Linked DNA regions of Homo sapiens: region 1 is linked to region 2. Evidence: chromatin loops called from intact Hi-C (ENCODE). Cell type or tissue: K562. All regions are shown on one strand.

Region 1 (5,000 bases), 230 kb before region 2:
GCCACTCAAGTAGCTGGGATTACAGGTGTGTGCCACTACACCAAGCTAATTTTTGTATTTTTTGTAGATATGGGGTTTCACCATGTTGCCCAGGCTGATCTTCAACTCCTGGGCCTCTCTGCAGATCAGACTTCTGCCCACCTCGGCCTCCCAAAGTGTTGGGATTACAGGTGTGAGCCACCACACCCGGCCCATGTGTTTCCTTTAATCTGGGTTTATAAGTCTATATTTCAGCCATGTTAATGTAGCTTGGTTGCTATAAACCAATATAGGAGTTAACAAGAGTTAACTCTACCCACTTAAGGGTCACTGGAAACAAGCTCTTTTGAGGCGGGGAGCTCCCCATCTCTGAAAGTGTTAACTTAAAGCCAGGCTTCTCAAAGGTATTATGGAGCAGACCCCTGCTCTGGTTGGAGTAGATGATCTAAAAAGTCTTTTTCAGCTCTGAGATTCTCTGCAGATCAGACTTAGACCCAAAGAAAGGCCTCCAGGTTGCCAAAGAGCAGGTGCATCAGAGATAGTGCATCCCTGAAATTTTTATGTATGCACTTTTTCTGAGCTGAGGATTCCTGGTTTTGAACAGACACTCGTAAGTTGAGAAGTGTCAATGTAGATCATTCTTTCTTCCAGCCCTGTCCAAAAGGGGATCTTATTAGATGGTTTGCTGATATCAGTGATTCTCAAACTTTAGTGAGCATCAGAATCTCCTGGAGGGATTGTTAAAACAGCTTGCGGGGCCCCACATCTAGAGGTTCTGATTCAGGTGGAGGCTGATACTTTGCATTTTTTTGCAGTGTTTTTCTTGCATTTCTAATATATAAACAGTTGTTCCCAGGTGATGCTGGTGCTGCTGGTCTGGGCTCTGCACTTTGAGAACCACTGGCTTATATTAAGATACTTTGTTGATCAAAAATGGCAGTGTGTTGGCTTACTCCTATAACACCAGCACTTCGGGAAGCTGAGGCAGGCGGATTTCTTGAGCCTCAGGAATTTGAGACCAGGCTGAGAAACATGGCAAAACCTCATCTCTACAAACAAAATACAAAAAATAGCCCAGCATGGTGGCATGCGCCTGTAATCCCAGGTGTTAGAGAGGCTGAGGTGGAAGGATCACTTGAGCCTAGGGAGGTTAAGGCTGCAGTTAGCCATGACTGTGCCACTGCACTCCACCCTGGGTGACAGAGTGAGACTGTCAAAAAAAAAAAAAAAAAAAAAAAGCCAAAAACAGCAGTGTGGACTAATATATCCTAAAGCCCATGCTGACTCTTGATGCAAGAGTCCCCTGGATGCAACTCCCCACTTCCCATTTTGTCCCCTAGCAATTCAATCCTCCCCCTGGGCCCTCTAACCCCTGCAGCAAATCCCAAATCAGCTGTTCTAGGGTCTAAAAATACCTTCCCTCCCACAAGACAGCTGAGGGGCTAAGACTATATTCTGAGGGTAAGAATAGCTAGCACTTTAGAGTTAACTTTAATAAAAGGGCCAACCGCCCAGGACAGGAATATGTGGCTTGGCTGCTCTGACTTTAGTGCTTAAAGCAGCTTTAGCTCTGAATGTCTTAAGGGTCTAATTCATGAAAGGCCAGTGATTAGGTATGTGCCTGCCTGGGATGGTAAGTAACTTACCTTTTTTGGTATTGTTCTAGAGTGGATACTGGTTAAAATTACCCCAGGAAGCTTCGGCTGGGTTCCAGACACATGGAAAACAGACTTCCTGTGCCAGCGCATGCTGATCCCTTCAGCAGCCGCTTCTCCACCCTTGGGGCTGCTCTCCAGGTCTTAAGACTTCAGCCCCACATGAAGGGCCCACAGCTTCCAAGCCTTTTCTGTGGGGTGAGGGTGTGGGAAGAATTGAGCTGCAAGAGGGTTGCTTGTAGTCCTGGGAGACCCTAGGTGCTCTGGGGCATAGGGGCTGGTGGGGAAACCCCTCATTGTGGTAGGAGGGGGGTGTCTTACTTCTACCCAAGCATCAGGAGCCCCCAGATGCTCCATAAACACCAGCTAGTCTCATACGGATGATGCCTTCTCCTCTTTTTGGGCTTTAGATTCCTCATCCGTGAAACGAACAAATGGGATTTGGGGGCCTCTAGGGTCTTTTCCAGGCTTACCATTCTGTGACTTAGAAGCTTGGCCTTGGTGGCTGGGCTGACCACTGGCGTAGCTCCGAGTCCCAGCTGGCTCTTCCCAGGCTCCCAGTTTAAAGGCAGCAGCAGGGAGCTCAGGTCCTTTGGAGAGCTGGCTCTACACAGCACCCTGGAACTTCCTTTGGTCTGAGTCTAAGTGTGTTTCATGTTTGCCTCCTCTAGCGAGAAGCTTGCACTCCGTGGGACAGGGGCCTCATCCCTTGCTCAGCACTGCACCTCCAGCACCTGGCAGTGTCCAGAGCGGATAGGGGCGCCGTGTTTGGTGAATGAGTGCACAGACGCCTCTAGGGGGAGCCCAAGATCTGCCTCCTGCCTCCCTCTATTATGCCTTCATAGGTGGGTCAGAACAAAGAATTCCTTATCAACCTCCCGGGTCCCCCACTGCCAATCACCCACCTCCATTCTACCCTCTACAGCTGCCCCTTATCCCCCAAAGTCCTGAAATTTTGCTTGGGTCACCTGCTCCAGGAGGCAGAGTTCCCATGAAGGGTATTAAACGTCTACTACACTGCATCCAGGACTGAGGATGTGTGGCCCTTTACCTGTTTTGTTTGGCTGTCTTTGCAAATGCTCTCTTCTTCCAGGGCTCCGTGAACTGCTGGGGGCTTCTGTCCAGGCCTGAGAAGGTTGGGGTGAGCCCTGGGGCAAAGGCGTCCTGTTGGTTCTTATTTCTGGAATCTGTCCTTTCCTCCCTGCCTCCAAGGAATCAGGTTTGGGCTTGGGGAGGCAGGGATTGTGGGCATTTTGGCTGGCTTTAGTTCTGAGCTGTTTGGGCCTACCCAGGTAAAGAAGGTTTCTGAAGGACATAGCCAGTTCCAATGCAGTCATGCTTGGGCATGGAGCCAAAGCCCAGACAAGGACTGAGGATCAAATGTAACTGCCTTGGTTTGTGTCTTCTGTGCACAAATTCTCTGTAGGGATGCAAGGGAGGGGTGGTTATCAGGGATAAGTTTTGTATTGTCCAGTGCTGGGCCAATACCAATTATTAATTACACCATGACAGCGCATGCCATCTTCATTTCAAACAGACCATGAAAAGATGCCATTACACACTTCGAGTTCACTGGACTTGAGAGCCCCATTTGCATGTGGCTGACATTGTGGCTCTCTCTCCAATACCCTTTCCCCCTTTGACCTTGAAGTCTGGATGAGGCCACTTCTGCTCCAGGGATAGGACCTGACTGCTTTAAGCCAATCAGCTTAATCTCACACCCTCCCTGCCTGCATCATGGTTACTAGTCTCGTATCTGAATCCCAAGCCAATCAGCATGTGGCATTCCCTTGACCACAGGAATTGGTTCAGGGGTGGTCCAACTGGCCCAGAGTCCAAAATTTGGTTCAGTGCTTATGAGAGAAGACCTTCTCTTCCTGGGAGCTGTTGGCAGCCATCTTTGACTATGAGAGAAATCATGGAACTGTAAGACTGCACAGTGCTCTATGCCTGGACTTTAAAGCCATGATAACTAATAAAAACTTTTTATTGCTTAAGTCAATTTGAATTTGGTTTCCTACCACTTCATCAAAAGCCTTCTTACTTGGCTGGGGGCGGTGGCTCACATCTATAATCCCAGCACTTTGGGAGGCCAAGGCGGGTGGACCACCTGGGCTAGGAGTTTGAGACCAGCCCAGCCAACATGGCGAAACCCCATCTCTACAAAAAATACAAAAAACTAGCCAGGCATGGTGGCAGGTGCCTGTAATCCCGGCTACTTGGGAGGCTGAGGCACAAGAATTGCTTGAACCCAGGAGGCGAAGACTGCAGTGAGCCAAGATCATACCATTGCACTATGGCCTGGGCAACAAGAATGAAACTCTTAAAAAAAAAAAAAAAAGCCTTCTTACTGATGTGTCAGTTTCATAATTTCTATAGTTATCTATAAGTGCATGCTACTTGTACTTTCTTTCACTGCCATTACCATCACCCTGGCACAGTAAAAACCACCTCAGAGCCAGTTTGGGCCTCCACCAACTGGAAGGGTATTTTGCCCATGCATTTGGCAGTGTTGTTACTCTGGGCACCCAGGCCCTTTCCCTAAAGCCTGATTTAGCAAGGCTGGTAGGGCTTCGGCATCTGCATCTTTCTCAAGGCTCCCTCCCCTTCCCCAGAAGATACTAATGTAGTGGTTGGTCCCCGGGAACCTAAGACTTAGTTCTTCCATTACAGAAAAGAACAGGTCCAAAAGGAATGAAAAGGGCTTTTACTTTCTTTTTAAAACAAGTGATTTTTAAGGGTTTGTAGAAAAAGCAAAGAAAAGCATAATTCTCCTCTTACTTCAAGCTAGTGTCTGATGAGAAAGTACCAGGCTAACCTCTGAAGAATCCTACCCCAACACCTTCTTCTTTCTTCTGCTGGGATGAACATCTAGGGGTAAGATATGACTGCTCTCTACCATCTGGGGACTTCTCTTCTTTATATTGTTGCATTCCTCAATCTTTGCATAAGGAAGAGAATGGCTAATTCCTCTAGGTGCCAAGGAAGAGCTTCCCTCTTCCTACAGCCTCGCATGTTTCTTTTCCCACTGGTTGCCAGGAAGCTTGGAGATATGGTGACGACTATTCAGGCACACATCTCTTCCTTGGGTCCTACCACAGTCATCTCCTCCAATATGCAGTGATGTTGACAGGCTTGGAGATGGTGACTAGGGAGTTCTGAACTAGGTACTTCAAATCCATCAAGTCCACAGTAACCAGGAGCTATGATCATTTCTTAGGTTTTCTGATCTTCCCTTCTACTTTATTTGTAACCATCTGGTTGTAAATGTTTTCTTGTAGGTTGCCTCAATTGATTGTCCATTGTGGGAGTAGGTAGTGAAAAACAGTAATAAAATAAGACTCATAGTTCTCTGCCTTATATTCC
Region 2 (5,000 bases):
CTCAGTAGCTTTTGCTTTTTTTTTTCTCTTCCATGCTAGGAGGTGGGGGTGGGGTGGGGTGTGTGAGGAAATAGTAGGTTTTGGCTGGATACAGCTTCAATAAGGTCTTGATAGTTCTGGCCTTGTTGCTCAGCTCTAGCTTTTTAAGAAAAAAAGTGTAGATTCTTAGATTAGAAGGCTTTCTTTTATTATTATTATTATTATTTTTTGAGACAGAGTCTCACTCTGTCGCCCAGGCTGGAGTGCAGTGGTGTGATCTCGGCTCACTGCAACCTCTGCCTCCCAGGTTCAAGCAATTCTCCTGCCTCAGCCTCTTGAGTAGCTGGGATTACAGGCCCACACCACCACACCTGGCTAATTTTTGTGTTTTTAGTAGAGACGGGGTTTCATCATGTTGGTCAGGCTGGTCTCGAACTCCTGACCTCGTGATCCACCTGCCTCTGCCTCCCAAAGTGCTGGGATTACAGGCATGGAACACGGTGCCTGGCCGATTAGAAGGCTTTCTAATTCAACCCCTCTCATCATACAGATGAGCAGTCTGAGATGCAGAGAGGGGACTGATAACAAAGTCATAGACCCAGGGAAGTGACTGTTCATAGGGGTTCTCTGGTTCAACAGCCCTATGCGATGCTGGAATAACCTAGACAGGCCAAGCTGACAAGAGGGCAGGAGAGTGAGTCTGGAACCAAGATATGCCCTCCCAGGTCACAGCGCTACATTGAAGAGAAACAGACTGTGCCTTCTTGAATTTCGGACTGCATTCTCAGTAGCTGAGGCCCTACCTGGCAGCAAAATATCTGGTCCTGGCTCTGCAAGCAGTTGTTGCCTCTGGCATGTTAGAGCCCTTGGCCAAAGGGCTGTTCCTGTCTTCTTGTTCTCAAGGATAGCTAACCAGCCTGCAGGTACATAGAGAAACCAGCCCTGGGCCCACCGGGCTGCAGGCACTCGGGAGCTGGATCTTTCACAATCTCCAGACCCAAAGGTGGCTTGGCGATTATTTGTTTATCAAACTGCGGCTTCCCAGCCCACTGCCTGCCCACACCCACCTACCCTCCCGCCTGCCCACAGGCCAGCCTCCCTGCTCTTCCCACCTCTGGGACAGGCAGGGCCCTCCATGGTTTTCCAGATGTGTGCAGGGAGTTCTCCTCAGAGCCCCCACAGTCAGACAATGGCCACACACTGCTTCCTAGGCCTTCCCAGGCAGTGCTAGAAGGAGACGAGCAGCCTTCCCAGGAGAGGCGGCCGGCGCCGCTGATAAAATATTGGCAAAATTATCACGAAAAGCCAGAGTCATGAAGCTATCCCTCTGCCAAGGAGCACGGAAAGCACCAAAAAAGAGCCTGGGGGTCATGTGTCCAGAGATGCCAGGCTTCCTTCCTCTTTCCAGGCAGCCCGAGCGCAGGCTCCCTCACCTCCCGCCCCCACCCCTGTTCCCATGGCAAAGGAGAGGAGGATCCACTTACTGCTAGTGTTCATGGTGATGTCTTTGCACTGGGTCTTTCATTCAATACGGAGGCCCCGGCTGCTTTTTAAATCTTCCGTTCTTCGAACCTCACTCATCACCTGGGGGGTGAAAAGGCAGTCCAGTGCCAGCTCTGTATCCTCAGGTGCTCTCTCTCCCTCTGCTGTCCCCTCTCTGTCTGGGCTGTAGCCCCTGGCCTTGAAGGCGCGTGGACTAATAGGCGCAGGTGAGAGCAAGGAGAAGGAGGCGGCAGGACACCGGCGCCCCGGTCCTCCTGCTCCTCAGATTGGAATCCCGGGCAGAAGTGGGGTTGGCAGCGCCTGCTCGCGCGCACCCCGGACTATTCCTGCCCAGCGGCTCCGGAGCCCAAAGGGGGTGTGGACCACAGGGAGGCAGGGCGGGGGCAGCGCGTCCCCGCCCGGCTTCAAGGAGCAGCGACCCGCCCCGGAACCCACCTCTCGGCCAGTGTCGGGAGCCAGAGGCCCCTGCCCCGGCCCCTGCGACTGATTTCATGAATCCTGGTCCTCGTCTGGGGTCTCGAATTCCAGGGCTAGCAATGCGAAATAGGGGAGCTCGACATCCATGATGCGGGCTCGCGGGTTGGCAGCGCAGGGGGCGCGGCCGCTCGCTGCTGCCACCTGCTGGACGCACCGGCGCGTGTCCGAGGCCCCGCCCCGCCGGGCTTCTGCCTGGGCCCTAGGGTGTGATGGGAGATGGACGAGGCCTTGTGAGATGGACGAGGCCTTGTGTCCTGGGACCAACGAGGGAGTGCTTGAGCGCTTGTTTTCCCTCCCTCGATCCTGGGGTTCTAAGGGCTCGACAATGATAGGAAAAGAAACATCATTAGGAGGGGCCGTGAAGGAAAACCTGGCTTTGCAGGAAGACAGTTTCCACCCGGCTCTGCTCTGGCAAGCTTGGCGCAGTCTAGGCTCAAGCCGGTCACTACCGTCTCTGCCTCATCTTTCTCAACTATGAATATGGCGTCTGGACAAGTGGATAACACGTAAGGGGCTCTTCCAGCCTCCCAGCGTTTATGTCCCCTCTTCCCTCACAGATTCCCTTTATCCTCTATCGCTGATTCATCATTAGAATTGTTTATTACCTCTTTTCCCCACGAGAATGTTAGCTCCGTGAAAGAATGGGTCTGTCCGTAGGGTTCACCTACAGGCCCCCAATACCTAGCACAGGGCCCGGCATATAGTGGCTACCAATAAATATTTGTTGACAGAGCAACCCAGACATTTTCTGGGTTTAATATTACACAGCCCTAAGAGTAGACTGCCTAGGCGCCCCACCCTGAAACACTTCCCCGTCTGAGGAGAACAGCAGGTATGTGGCCTCACAGGTCCACCCTAGTTTTCATATGGTCAACTAACTCTTCCCCCAAGTTGTTGTTGTTTTTTTTTTTTTTTTTGTAATTATGTCTTATACGTGTGTATTGTAGAAGTTTATATTCCAAAGTGTTTTAGTCACAATTGATTCAGTGGGGTAGGGCTCTTTACATTCCTGTGACTACTTACTCTGTCACTTTCTGAACCTAATTCATGATCATAGAAGCATGACTTTTGAGTGCTGAAAAACAAGACTGTGAGGGCACATGATCCTTGTCTATAGCATGACTTCAATTAGAGCATGTGCAGACTCAAAAGGCTGTGAACACTCACAGCCCCAGCTTAGACAAGGAAACAGGGTGTCAGAGAGGCTGGGCAACGTGCCCTAAGACACACAGCATCTTGTGGCAGAATCGGACCAGATCTTCTCACTTCTAGCTTGATCCTGTGTGAGAGTGGCTCAGTGCACTAAAGTCTGGGATATCAGTGTGAGATTAGATAGCTGCCCTATTAAAATTGGGGAAAGACAAATACGATGTTTTTATACAATGCTTTTAGATAAATACAACGTTTCTACCTTACACAGGGAGGAAAAAAAGGATATGGCTCATGACCCCGAGAGGTGATCAGGATTAAAGAATCTTTGGATAAACCTAAGGATCAATAGATTTGAAACACATTTGATAGATTGTTAAGAATTTTGTCCACATGTTCTCACTCATAAGTGGGAGTTGAACAATAAGAGCACATGGACACAGGGAGGGGAACATCACACACTGGGGCTTGTTGTGGGATAGGGGACTGGGGGAGGGATAGCATTAGGAGAAATACCTAATGTAAATGATGAGTTGATGGGTGCAGCAAACCAACATGGCACATGTATACCTAGGTAACAAACCTGCACGTTGTGCACATGTACCCTAGAACTTAAAGTATAATAATAATTTTTTAAAAAAGAATTTTGTCCAATGGGGTGGAGGTAAAAATAGCCCTAATGTCCTCACGGTCGTTCTTAAAATTTTGTGTCGATAACAAACGCCTGAGATACCTCCAAAAATGCAGATTCCCAGGCCCTGGACTCCCTTGCTCAGCATTTGAAACAAGCATCCCAGGTGATTCATAGACAGCTCTTTGAAAAGGGTAGAGGCCTAAAATAGCTTTGAAAACGTAAGTGATTAGTAAATATTTAAATTATTCCACTTTATGTGTCCTCTACATTTTCAGATGGGATTCCTTGTTCAGTTTCCAAGTTGCAGGTAACTTGCTAGATTCTAATGCTTGGAAAAACATTTTTCTGGGAGAAAGTTCAGATAAATTAGACATGTAAAATTAACTGTTCTATTCCATGAGCATATTTAGTTATCACCCAAGGCCTCAATGTTCAGAAAATTTCAAATTATAAGAAATAGTCAAATGAAAGCATGATATTCATTCATTAGTTCATTCACTCAGCAATTATTTATCGAGGGTATGCTTTGTGGTAGCCCCAGTGCTGGCTTCTGGGGATACCGTGGAGAACAGGACAGACAAGAGCTCTACCCAATAATGGATGATTGCAGAAAAAATAAAAAATAAAGAAATAAAAAGAACTCCAACCTCATAAGCATAAATCCAATCCTGGGACAGCGGGGAGACAATTAACTAAGCAAAATATAAATTAGCTAAACCCGATGGTGGCCTGGGGAAGAGCCCAGGTGCCGTTTCCAGCCTTCCTGACTTTTAATCTCAGCTTCATCACTTTCTAGCTGTCTCACTTTGGGGAAGATACTTAGCCTCTATAAGCCTCAAAGTTTTCATCTGTACAAGGGTACAACCACAGTGCCTACCTTTTGGATTGTCGTATATATTAAAGGACTTAGTGTAATGCATGACAAATAAAGGCTGGTTGCATACTAATTATTAATATCACCCCTCACTTATACCTGCCCTCAGTGACAATGCTGTCATTTTCTACTTATGGAAATCTGTTGGGCTTTTCCACAGAGTGGTGGCCACGAAAATATGCCTGAAAATTTTCAGGTGATTAATTAATTGATAAATTAATTGATGAATTAATGAATTAATTATTCATCAATTAATGAGATTAATTGATGAATTCTTCTTGTCTGGGGTTCTTTTCGATAATGTATCCAGCTAGATGCTGATGACTTCACCTCTTAGAAGAGATCACTGGGTCTTGGGCCACTTTTTAAGGCCCAAATAACATC

The links. Peaks named below come from ENCODE experiments on the same cell type or tissue, not always from the same donor. Only the 100,000 strongest peaks of a DNase experiment are listed, where the experiment ranks them.
Region 1: a loop joins it to region 2, with 5 times the contacts of the local background. A loop is called at or near these places in 12 of 110 quality-filtered maps.

Annotation. Positions count from the first base shown.
Region 1 is chr5:149,368,979-149,373,978 of GRCh38, reverse strand. It overlaps PCYOX1L (prenylcysteine oxidase 1 like), which reads right to left. Exons shown (of 6, transcript NM_024028.4): 6 at 4,326-5,000. Among named protein-coding and RNA genes, the nearest start is that of IL17B, 7.8 kb to the left of the region's middle. RefSeq lists a silencer at 2,365-2,514. In K562, a CTCF peak has its summit at 2,435 (motif pointing right); a DNase peak (open chromatin) is centred at 2,418.
Region 2 is chr5:149,138,572-149,143,571 of GRCh38, reverse strand. It overlaps ABLIM3 (actin binding LIM protein family member 3), which reads right to left and starts at 2,079. Exons shown (of 24, transcript NM_014945.5): 1 at 1,918-2,079; 2 at 1,464-1,563. The coding sequence starts at 1,476. It overlaps LOC124901102 (a long non-coding RNA gene), which reads right to left and starts at 1,456. Exons shown (of 2, transcript XR_007058988.1): 1 at 783-1,456; 2 at 1-139. RefSeq lists enhancers at 657-1,156, 1,157-1,658 and a silencer at 1,964-2,213. In K562, a CTCF peak has its summit at 2,112 (motif pointing left); a DNase peak (open chromatin) is centred at 2,121; H3K4me3 peaks cover 371 bases; H3K27me3 peaks cover 1,618 bases.